2 separate regions of the Homo sapiens genome follow, and region 2 is linked to region 1. Evidence: read pairs that join two places in POLR2A ChIA-PET (ENCODE). Cell type or tissue: OCI-LY7. All regions are shown on one strand. Links, peaks and the distances in the headings refer to the core of each region. The heading gives the core; the rest is flanking DNA. Region 1 has its middle 21 kb from the start of PAX5. Region 2 overlaps ZCCHC7 (zinc finger CCHC-type containing 7).

The links. ChIA-PET counts read pairs that join two places held together with the same protein. Peaks named below come from ENCODE experiments on the same cell type or tissue, not always from the same donor. Only the 100,000 strongest peaks of a DNase experiment are listed, where the experiment ranks them.
Region 2: POLR2A ChIA-PET joins it to region 1 with 21 read pairs; 4 of 35 experiments call an interaction of 5 or more read pairs at or near these places.

Annotation. Positions count from the first base shown.
Region 1 is chr9:37,052,637-37,058,025 of GRCh38, forward strand. No RefSeq gene overlaps it. Among named protein-coding and RNA genes, the nearest start is that of PAX5, 21 kb to the left of the region's middle. RefSeq lists an enhancer at 1,231-1,783. In OCI-LY7, for the core only: no CTCF peak of the experiment used is centred there; no DNase peak of the experiment used is centred there.
Region 2 is chr9:37,137,901-37,143,289 of GRCh38, forward strand. The region is part of intron 2 of ZCCHC7 (zinc finger CCHC-type containing 7); the gene reads left to right. Among named protein-coding and RNA genes, the nearest start is that of ZCCHC7, 20 kb to the left of the region's middle. In OCI-LY7, for the core only: no CTCF peak of the experiment used is centred there; DNase peaks (open chromatin) are centred at 2,891, 3,271, 3,882 and 5,107; H3K4me3 peaks cover 4,318 bases; H3K27ac peaks cover 5,000 bases.

The DNA.
Region 1 (5,389 bases), core at 300-5,299:
AATGATTGAGTGAATGAATGTCACAGGATAGTCCTTCCAGCTGCTTTTTTTTTTTTTTTTTTTTTGAGACAGAGTCTTGCTCTGTTTCCCAGGCTAGAGTGCAGTGGCACGATCTCGGCTCACTGCAACCTCCGCCTCCCAGGTTCAAGCGATTCTCCTGCCTCAGCCTCCCTAGTAGCTGGGATTACAGGTGCCCGCGACCATGCCCAGCTAATTTTTGTATTTTTAGTAGAAACGGGGTTTCACCATGTTGGCCAGGATGGTCTCAAACTCCTGACCTCATGATCCGCCCGCCTTGGCCTCCCAAAGTGCTGGGATTACAGGTATGAGCCACTGTGCCTGGCTTCCAGCTTTAACATTCAATGCCTCTATCCCTCTCTGTCCTCAGAGGGTTGGTTCATCCTCAGTGAGGTGAAAGAGGACAAAGTCTTGTCAGGTCTAGATACAGCATAGGACCATGCAAAGAGTGGGCCGCTTCAGCCAAACGTCGAGCCTGTCAGTTTTACTAACTTCATATAAATGGGATTATACTGGATGTATTCTCTGTGTCTTGTTTTTCACCCAACATTATATTCTATATCCTTACTAGGATGGGGATTATCAGGGATCACTTTTAATTATTCATTAAACTATATACATATGCTTTCTGCATTTTCAGTATCTGCACTATACTTCACAATAAAAGAAGAATTCAGGGAACCCAAGACAATTAGCATTTGTTTTCAACTGACAACCTAGAATGAGTGTTCTCTTTTAGTCTTAAAAAAAAAAGTGGTTGGGTGTAGTGGCTCACATCTGTAATCCCAGAACTTTGGGAGGTGGAGGCAGGAGGATCACTTGAGACCAAGAATTCAAGACTAGCCTGGACAACATGGCAGATCCTCATCTCTACAAAAAATAAAAAATTAACTGGGCAAGGTAATGCCTGTAGTCCCAGCAACTCGGGAGGCTGAGGCAGGAGGATCACCTGGCAGCAGTAAGCCAAGATCACGTCACTACACTCCAGAGTGACAGCCTGTCTCAAAAAAAAGAAAAAAGTGACTTGGAACCTGCAAGATCTTCACAAAAGGTAAGAACCTTGGGGAAGTTTTTCACCTGGGAACTTTACCTGAAAGCTTGTCATTTTTTCACCCCTTGGCGAGTATTCAGTCAACAGAAGCATTGCCCTCACTTTATGGGTCACACATCACATGGGACTGTGTCTCTCCTACCAAGTGGTCTAATCTGTCTGAGCTTTAGTTTCTTCATATGGAAAACGATGATGTCACTGGCAGCATGGTGGGGGTTGTGGAGGATGCCGACATAAATGAAGTATGAGGACACGACTTACCATACTCTACGATTGGGTCTAAAATCTGCACATGTGGCAAGGTAACAGTGTGGAAAATGGGGGTTATATGCTTTGTGTTGGTAAACTTGAGAAAGAGTTAGGGGAAATCATTTTCCACTAGGAGACCCAGTTCAGCAACACTTTAGTATTTACCTGCCTGGGCTGCCTCATGCATTGCTCTGTGGGGAGTCAGGGTTTAATGAAGTGGGATAAACCACACACACACATTAGTTAGCATCAGCACAGGCAGGATTAACTTTACACTCCATTTGCAAGAGAAAAGCTCCTCTCCTAGAGTTTGTTATAAAGGGATTTAGAATCACAGAATGATAGAGCTGGAAGACAGCCCCTAAGACATCACCATAATCCTACCCTGTCATTTTACAAAGGGTCAAACTGAAGTCCAGAGAGCAGAAGAGACCTGTCCAAGGTCACCTCCTCAATTAGCACAGAGCTCAGGTTGGACCCCAGTCTCCAGATCCCCAGGCCGGCATCCTCTCCACTTTCTCCTGTATTGCTTAACCACTGCCTTGTAACAAAGGCGGGGTAGCACATTTCTCTTTCTGGCTTTGCTCTATACCCTTGATACTCACACCCTCCATATTCAGTTTTCATGGTGTATGAGCAAGATTTGCATGTATCCAACTGAGCCAGGCTCCCTCATGTCAGTGTAGCTTTGCATTTGCTGTTTCCTTTGTCTTCACTGGTCTTCCCTCTCTACTCTTTCCAGAGAGACTCTATTCAGTGTTGCCTTCCCCAGGAATTCTTCTCTGAACTATGCCCTCTCCCATCTCTCTAGACTTTGAGCTCCTCTAGAATAGGGACTACATCTTTGTATCTCACTGCCTAGCAGAGGAATGGCATGTGGCAGACACAGGGTAAAAATTTGTTGAATGAATAAATGGCCAGATAAAATAATAATTAAATGCACAAATGAATGAATGAAGTGAAACGCAGGTAGGAAGCAGTATGGGTCTCAAACAACCTGGAGCTCTTAACAACTTGCCAATTTAGCTCAAGTCCTTCCTTGTGGAGCTCTGGCCAGTTCTAGAAGTTTTTCATGACAACCATGGTCCATGACCTCTCTCCTTTGGATGGCCTCGACTCTGACCACATATCACTGAGCTGAATCTACCATAGCCCTAAGCTTTCATCTCAGGCCCCAAACAGACTGTCAATGAGCCATCGATTCTGTCCTTGCCACCATCTTCAACCAGTTTTCCCAGGGCTGCCTGCACTGGGGGATACACCTAGGAAATTTCCACATGAGACATGAAGCCTATGTCTTCAGGGTGACTGCGCCCCTCAGGGTGGAGTGCCAACACAGATTCCCCATGGGCATCTCAATTCTAGCAACTTGATTAGAGAAGGCACCTTCAGATGTCCCTTGTTTATATAGACTCCTGAGAGGGAAAGTTGGGAGTGTGTATAAGTACCTATATACATGTATATAACTGGGATAGGCATTGAAGTAGAAGTCAGGAGACTAGGGGTTCAGCCCCAACTTTGTCAGCATGGCAAAATGGTTAAGCATATGGACTCTGGAATTGTACTGCTGGGTTAGAATCCCAGCTCTCGCACTTACTAGCTGTTCAGCCTTGGGGAGGTTACCTAACTGTGGTGTGCTTCATTTCCCCACCTATAGAATGGAGACAATGATATTCTCTGCCTCATAGAGCTGCTGTGAAGAACACATGAGGTAGGCTGGGCTCCGTGGCTCACACCTGTAATCCCAGTGCTTTGAGAAGCCAAGACGAAAGGATCGCTTGAACCCAGGAGTTTGAGACTGCAGTGAGCTATGTATGATCATGCCACTGCACTCCAGTCTGGGTGACGGAGTGAGACCCAGTCTCTGAAAAAAAAAAAGAATATGTGAGGTAATATATGTAATGTGTTTAGAATAGCGCCAGGCACATATTAAGTGTTAAATAAATGTTAGGAATTATTATTTTCTCAGACCCTTAGTTCTTGTTATTCCTTCTGCCTAGAATGTTCTACCCTCTGGCTTTCTGCATGCCCAGCTCCTTCTCCTTCAAGTCTCCACTTAATGTCGTCTCCTCAGGGAGACCTTCCTTGACCACACCTAGAATATATTTTCCCCCTCACCCCTGCATCACTGAATACATGGAGAATGGACCAGGGTGTTTCTAAATCCCTTCTGGTTCTTATCTTGTGTATTTTCCACAATGTTATTATTTTTTAGGCACAGGGTTCCTCCCATAAGCCTAGGCTATTCATTTATGTGATTAACACAGAGTAACAAACTTGTAAACTGCAGGCATATTTGATTTGGAACAAGCTGAGTGGGCCACTGATTGTATTTCCAGTTTGCATCTGTTCCTTCTTGTTACATCTTTACTTCTGTGCCAGGAGTATCATTGCCAAAAGTGGTCAGAGACTTAAAAGTTTGCTTTTTCCTTTTGGCGGCATCAGTAAACTGAATTATTAAAGTTTTGTCTTCCCTCTTTGAAACTCCCAAAAGAAAAGAAATCACAAAAACAAATCTTGGCATACAAAGAAAATGAGACAAAGAATGTAATCATAATACTAGCGAATGGTTTTCAGACTGACATCTGTACATTAAGAATATGTAAAAATACCAATTTCATGCTCTGACAACTTATTCTGCATCAGGGGTGGGGTAATGCCTTGGGAATGCCAAATGTCAAAGCATTACATAATGTCAGCTATTCATGTGCTTCTTTGATGAGCTATCACTGGGATTCCTTAAGGGAATGGAATGGGAATGGGAATGGGAATTCCTTAAGGGAGAGATGTCTTAAAAAGTGGAGGGGAGAGGGAAAGCATAAGAAAAGGAAAGAAAGGAAGGAAAGAAGGGACAAAGGAAGAGAGATGCTGTCAAAATCATGATGAGTAATTGTGTAAAGAAAAGTTAACATGTGTGTGTATATATACATATATAGATAGATATATATGTTTTTTTTTTTTTTGAGACAGAGTCTCCCTCTGTCACCCAGGCTAGAGTGCAGTGGTTCGATCTCAGCCCACTGCAACCTCCAACTCCTGGGTTCAAGTGATTCTCATGCCTCAGCCTCTGAGTAGCTGGAATTACAGGCACGTGCCACCAAACCCAGCTAATTTTTGTATTTTAGTAGAGACGGGGTTTCACCATGTTGGCCAGGCTGGTCTCAAACTCCTGACCTCACGTGATACACCCACTTCGACCTCCCAAAGGGAGGAGATTACAGGTGTGAGCCATCATGCCCTGCCTATATATTTTTAAACAGTACATACAATCCCAAATCTAAGCCACCATATGTGGGGTTTACTTATCTCTGTTTTGATTTTCCACAATTAGAACATGCACGTTTAATTTCTTTTCTTTCATAGGTGTTGCTTTTTTTTTTGCCTGAATTTTTGTAACATCCACAGAAATCCAAGTGAAAAATGTTTCCATCATCCTATTGCTCCAAGTAATCAAACTTGCTGATTATTTTCTGTTCTGTTCTAGTTTTTGTCCAAATGCATAATATCCCACAGTGGCTATGATAAGCAAAAATTCACATGCCTTCTAAAACTGTATCATAGGAATTTCCCCACATTATTATATGGACTTCATAATGACCACCTTAATTATTTAAGACTATTCTGAAGTATACTCACTTGTACTATAATTTACTTACCCATTCTCATGTTATTGTACTTTAGGGTACCTCCCCACTTTTTATAGTTATAGGTAGTACCTATTAAATGTCTTTCATATTCAACATGCTTTTAATGCATTCAACAAACTCTTTTTTTTTTTGAGAGGGTTTTGTCTCACTTTGTCACTTAGGCTGGAGTATAGGTGGTAAGATCTCAGCTCACTGCAACCTCGGCCTCCCAGGCTGAAGCGATCTTCCCACCTTAGCCTCCTGAGTAGCTGGTACTACACACATGTGCCACCATGCCTGGTAATTATTATTATTATTATTATTATTTTTGTATTTTTGGTAGAGACAGGGTTTTGCCATGTTGCCCAGGCTGGTCTTGAACTCCTGAGCTCAGGAAATCCTCCCACCTTGGCATCCCAAAGTGCTGGGGTTACAGGCGTGAACT
Region 2 (5,389 bases), core at 207-5,206, 85 kb after region 1:
TATACCCTAACAGGTCATAAGAGTGTATTGCCATGTGACATACTTCTCATTAATGTATAGTTTAATTTCTGCCTTATAACTGAAAAATGGCCACATGCTAGAATTCCAGTCACCAGGAGCATCAAGGAGCTCCCTCTCTGATGTTTTCAGCTTTTGTAAGCCTGTACTGCACAGTTCCTAAAGCTGCTTTTGAACTGTGTCTTTAGTTGTAGCATGTCACCTTACACTTAACTATTGTTAGGGCATCTTTTTATTTAATTTCTAATTAGCATAATGACTTGAGCTGTGTTATTCACTGTTCCATGGTGAAGTTGTCATAGGGAGAGAAGAAATAAAAATGTTCAGTTTCAGCTTTACTTGTGAATGGAGCGAGGTTTGAAGAAAGCTTTTTATGGCCATTGTTCAGCAGAATGAAAATCTCATTAGAAACCCCAGAAATCCCATGCAGCTTTGGGTTGGATTTTAATAACATTTTGGAATGTTGATATTGTATATCACTAATTTCTGTGATTTCACTGTAGATCAGCAACATAGGGAGGCAGTCTTCCAAAGTTAATTTATGACTTTTAATCTAAATTCATTTACAGTTTTCTTTTCAACAATGTTAAGTACCCAGGGAGAGAATTAAATTTTACTTTAAAAAAATACATTTCTTCTAGTAACTGATTTGATCTTCATGTAAGATATACTAAATTCATTGGAAACTGCTTAAACAGAAATACCATGATATGTATTTATTGAACTAATGACTTAGTTTAGTTGCCATTAAAATGTCACTCACCTTATCTACAGGTTTGTATTTTTTTTTTTTTTTTTTAGAATGGAAAAGCATAAAATTAGATGGGCAACATTTTCTTCCTTGTCAGAAGAGCTTGAATCCTGATGTCTTTTTAAGTGAAGAGTGTTTATATATAATTTTCTTGTAGCTTTTGTTTATTATAAAAATAATTATTGCATATAGTGATCACTTATCTAAGAAGATAAGTATGATTTATATAGACAGTATATTTTTATGGTCAGAAAGTAAATTTGATGTGAGCTACATATGATTAGACAGTAAAACTTTTTTCCAAAGAAATATAGAATGGAGAACATTTAATCATTATTTCCCCTTCTTAGAGTAGAGGCTGTTCAGATAATTCATATTCTGTAAGTAGGAGATCCTGTTTTTAAGACTTTACTAAATTTAATTTCAAAGTAATAATCTCTTATAAATGCTTCCTTGGTGGTTAAGACTTATTAATGAAGCAAAAGTATGGACTTCATGGAAGTTTTCAGCCTAACGTTTTAAATCTCTTCATTATTATTTATCTTTGTTTTGTTATAAATTAAAGATACTGGCATGGTTAACTTTTGGCATTTTGAGTTACTTGCCAGATATTTGTTGATTGTGCAAATAGTTAAGAAATAAATATTTTAATTGGGCATCCACCATGTATTATGTCACATTTTCTTTTTAAATCATATGCTTAAGAATACTTAAAGGAGTATGACTTGCTTTTTAGTTTGAATCTTGATCTAACAGCATTGGTTCTGGATGGAGATGTAATTCTAGAGATAAAAATTATTTCTGTTGTGTAGATTTGGATTCTAAATGTAATAATTATTTTAAAGTGGATCTTGTCTGCTAAATGTATAGCTTTTATTTCTATAACAAATTCTTACCTTAGAATTCCAACTTTTGTCAGTTTTGAAAATTAGTTTATTGTGGACTTGAGAGCATCTGTTCTTAATCTCGTGTTTTGCAAACACGTTTTAAGGGAAGACAGCATAAATCTGTGATAGTGAAAATCATTTGTACTTCCCCTCCCTCGCTTTTGCTTAAATATACAATTAACTTATAACCACCTCAGTGTGAAAGAATGGATGTTAAGTAGCTTAAGAGGTATTTATTAAGGGAAAATATTTTTATTGGCAGTTCCCTTAAGTCATATTTGTTTTGTAACTAAATAGTGCTTGCAACAGAATTATCTATCATAGGGAGGGAAAGCTCCAACTCTTGAAAACTTTTCAATACTTTTTCTATATTGGTAGTTAATGAGAATTCTTAAGATAGGAAATAGACTGGTTATGACTGGTAATATGATATTGCTAATGTAATACAAATTATGCTTTAAAAAAGCCAGGTGAGGAATTCAGGATTTGGAAGAATATGACATACATATACATTTAACTAAAGAAAGGAGATTTTCTTTAAAGAGAAGATGTGCAACCACAATCAATCCTGTAAGTTAGTCCTTAATCCTGTACTAGCCAGTTTTTAGTATTAAATGGTCTGATTTAACACAAATGAACTTTTGTCAATGGTTTTATTTAGAAATAGCATTACTTCCTACTTTTAAGGAGGATTTTAATAGCTAATAAAAATTCGTTGTTCTGATAAGAACTTGAAAGACATCCTTACTCCCATATAATTGAGTATTTTGCTCTTCATTCAACACCTCAGCCCTTTTGGTTTGCTTAAAAAATGATACAAATTTTGTGGGAGAATAAATATAACTTAAATATTGCTGTAAATGTGTTGTATAATCATATTTTAGCCTGGTATTATTGGTTCTTCTGTGTATGAAATACTTTTAAACATTCAAAATATTCAATTTAAAAGTTTCTGGATAGGTGAGTGGTAGAGATCCATCAGGTACTTACTTGGTTGTGGAATATTTGTGTTCTTGATGCCATGACATTTTAAAGTTGTATTAATCCCTTTATTTTTCTGTTTGAGATGATTCAGTTTGGGAGGTTTTATTATCAGATCTAACAGAAGAAACGTAAGTGTTGTACCACAGGTCATCTAATTTTCAAACCATGTTGGTTAGTTAAACTGACTTTGGTGTATAATTATGTACCCGGTAGTCAGAGGAGTTCAAGTCGATTGCAATTCAACTCTGTGATTGTGCCACCAGTTAGGTTAACATCAGCAGTGAAGGGCCTTCATTGTGTTAAATTTTTAAATTCCGTTAAGATTATTTAAACATAGAAGGAGATAGGTTTGTGAAGCAAATTTCTAAAGCAGTATTAAGCAAAGAGAATCTTTTCTTCCTCTTCTTTTAGATATATCACATACATGTGTATTTTGATTAAAAGGAAAAAAATTTAATGCTTATAGTATAATGCGCATACTTATTTCTTATTTTTAGAATTTATTAAAACTAATAAAATTTGTTTGGAAATCTCAAAAGATCTTTAGTAGTATACCTGCAACCTCAGCAGTCCCTTTTTATCCATACAGATTCTCTGCCTATTGTGGCCGTTTGCTCTAATTTAAATTTCCCATGGCTTTCGGTTGCAGACTTGGTTTTCTGCAAGAGTGCCCATGCTTACATGGTCATATATTCTTGGTGACTTTTCCACTTTTTCTTTTTTGTTATTTTGTTGATTGCTAAAGAAAAAGGGGAATTTTTTTTTTTAAATTTGTTTCTTTGTTTTGATCTTTCTTCCTTAGCCCATCTATTTGTGTGTTCTTTGTTTTGCAGATTGGAAAGAATTATTGTGTGGTACTTAGATCCATGGGGACTAGCAGGGGAAAACTAATTTTGTTCTTGGTTTTGTTTTCTTAATAACAGAAGCAATTTAATTTTTGAGCCATTGAGAAGCTGAAAAGATATGTTAGTGTTATGCATGAAATTGATGGGAAATTATTAATCCTGAAAATTTGTATTCATGGTCACTTTACTGTTGGAATAAAAATGTTATTTTATAGTGTAACCAAGTTAATACTAGAAATACTAATTAACAGTAAGTGGTACTGTTATAAATCTTTAATTTAAATATTATTGTATATTAAGTAGTTGTTTACAAGAAATCTGTTGTAATCTGATAATGTGATTTCTCTTACATTCAATTTTGTGGTCCACAGTGTGTATATATTCAAATAAGCATATGAACATGCCTTTGACGGTGGACACATTTTTACTTTGACCAGATCTTAAGAGTTTGCTTTTTCTTGGCAAAACTTGCATACTTTCAAATGTGAGGAATTTTGTTTTATAACATAACTTTGTACTGCTGAATTTAAGTCCTTGAAGTGCTATGGCAATTTAGTTATTGTTAGAAGTCAAAAGTAGAGGTCTCTGTTCCCAACATCTCCCCAAAATATTTTTTCATTAATATTCACAGGCTTTAAAATATCAAATTATTGTGATCAAAGCTACTTCTGTTTTACAGTTGTTTTGTGAGGCTGGTGTCATACAGTAACATTTAACTGAATTTTGTATTTGCTAAATTAACATAAAATAATAAAGAGATCCTTTTTACCATTTAAAAAATTCTAATAATTTCCTAATCAGGAAAAATGATGTTATGATATACTGTAAATAGGCTAAAAAAAACCTTGTAATGTTGATACATAGGGAAAAGAGTAATTTTGATAATTAATAATTTTAGATTTTTTTCCTTTGATTGTACCTCATGGTTGTGAGGTGTCTAAAATGCTCTTTCTGCATATCTGTTAAGGACTTTGGGAATTGGGGTAAGGGCAAGCCTTCTTTCTGTGTCTGTTAATTACAGGTTTTTTCTTGTGGATGTAGTGCTCTTAGAATATGAAACTGATTTATAGAATTTGTAATTACCAAGAAATAAATAGCATCATTGAATTTTGTTTTCTTTATTTTTGCTATTATTTTCTAGTTACTGTGCTTCACATTTTGATTTCTATCAAATGACTTCTCAAAAAGCAATTTCTTTTAAATCAGTGAGTTTCAAACTAAGAAGAAAATGTATCCTGATAGTCTAATTAGCTGTTGTTTGTCCATGCCAATTAAAATAATCTTTTGAATTTCTAGTCTTTGATTATAGTTATATAGGCTTCATGAGTTTGTAAAACTATTCCTCCTTTTAAAGTATTTTAAAAGGTGTATTGTAATTTTATAATTGATATTCATATGTAATTATTGAGAAACTTGAATAACCTAAAATATATTTCTAGTATTCAGCACATCAAATCAAGGTATAACCTGTGATATAAAAGTGGTCCAACAGAAGTATACAGCTTTAAAAATAACAAGGAATTAATTCTGTTAGCATGTTTTACTAGCAAATGTTCGTGGAAAATGTTATTAATTCTTAAAGCTCAGTGCCTGGGTTTTATTGTGTGTGGCCTTACTAGGAGAACACTGTAGAGCCGAACTTGAAATTTATTAAGGAAAGAAGAAACTGGTGAAGTGCTTTTATGCTGTTAAAAAAACTTCACAGACAATTGTCAGACAATTTTTTTTTTAAAGGTCATGATTGCTTGATGCCTTTTCCAGTCTTTATTTGAAACTCTCGTTTTGTAGGATTTCTTTTTTGTTCTTCCTCTTCCTTTTTTCTTTTGGCAGTGGGTGGAAGATTCTTTTAAAACTGAATGGCTAAACCTGTATGGTAACTATTGAAGTATGATCGAAATACTTTT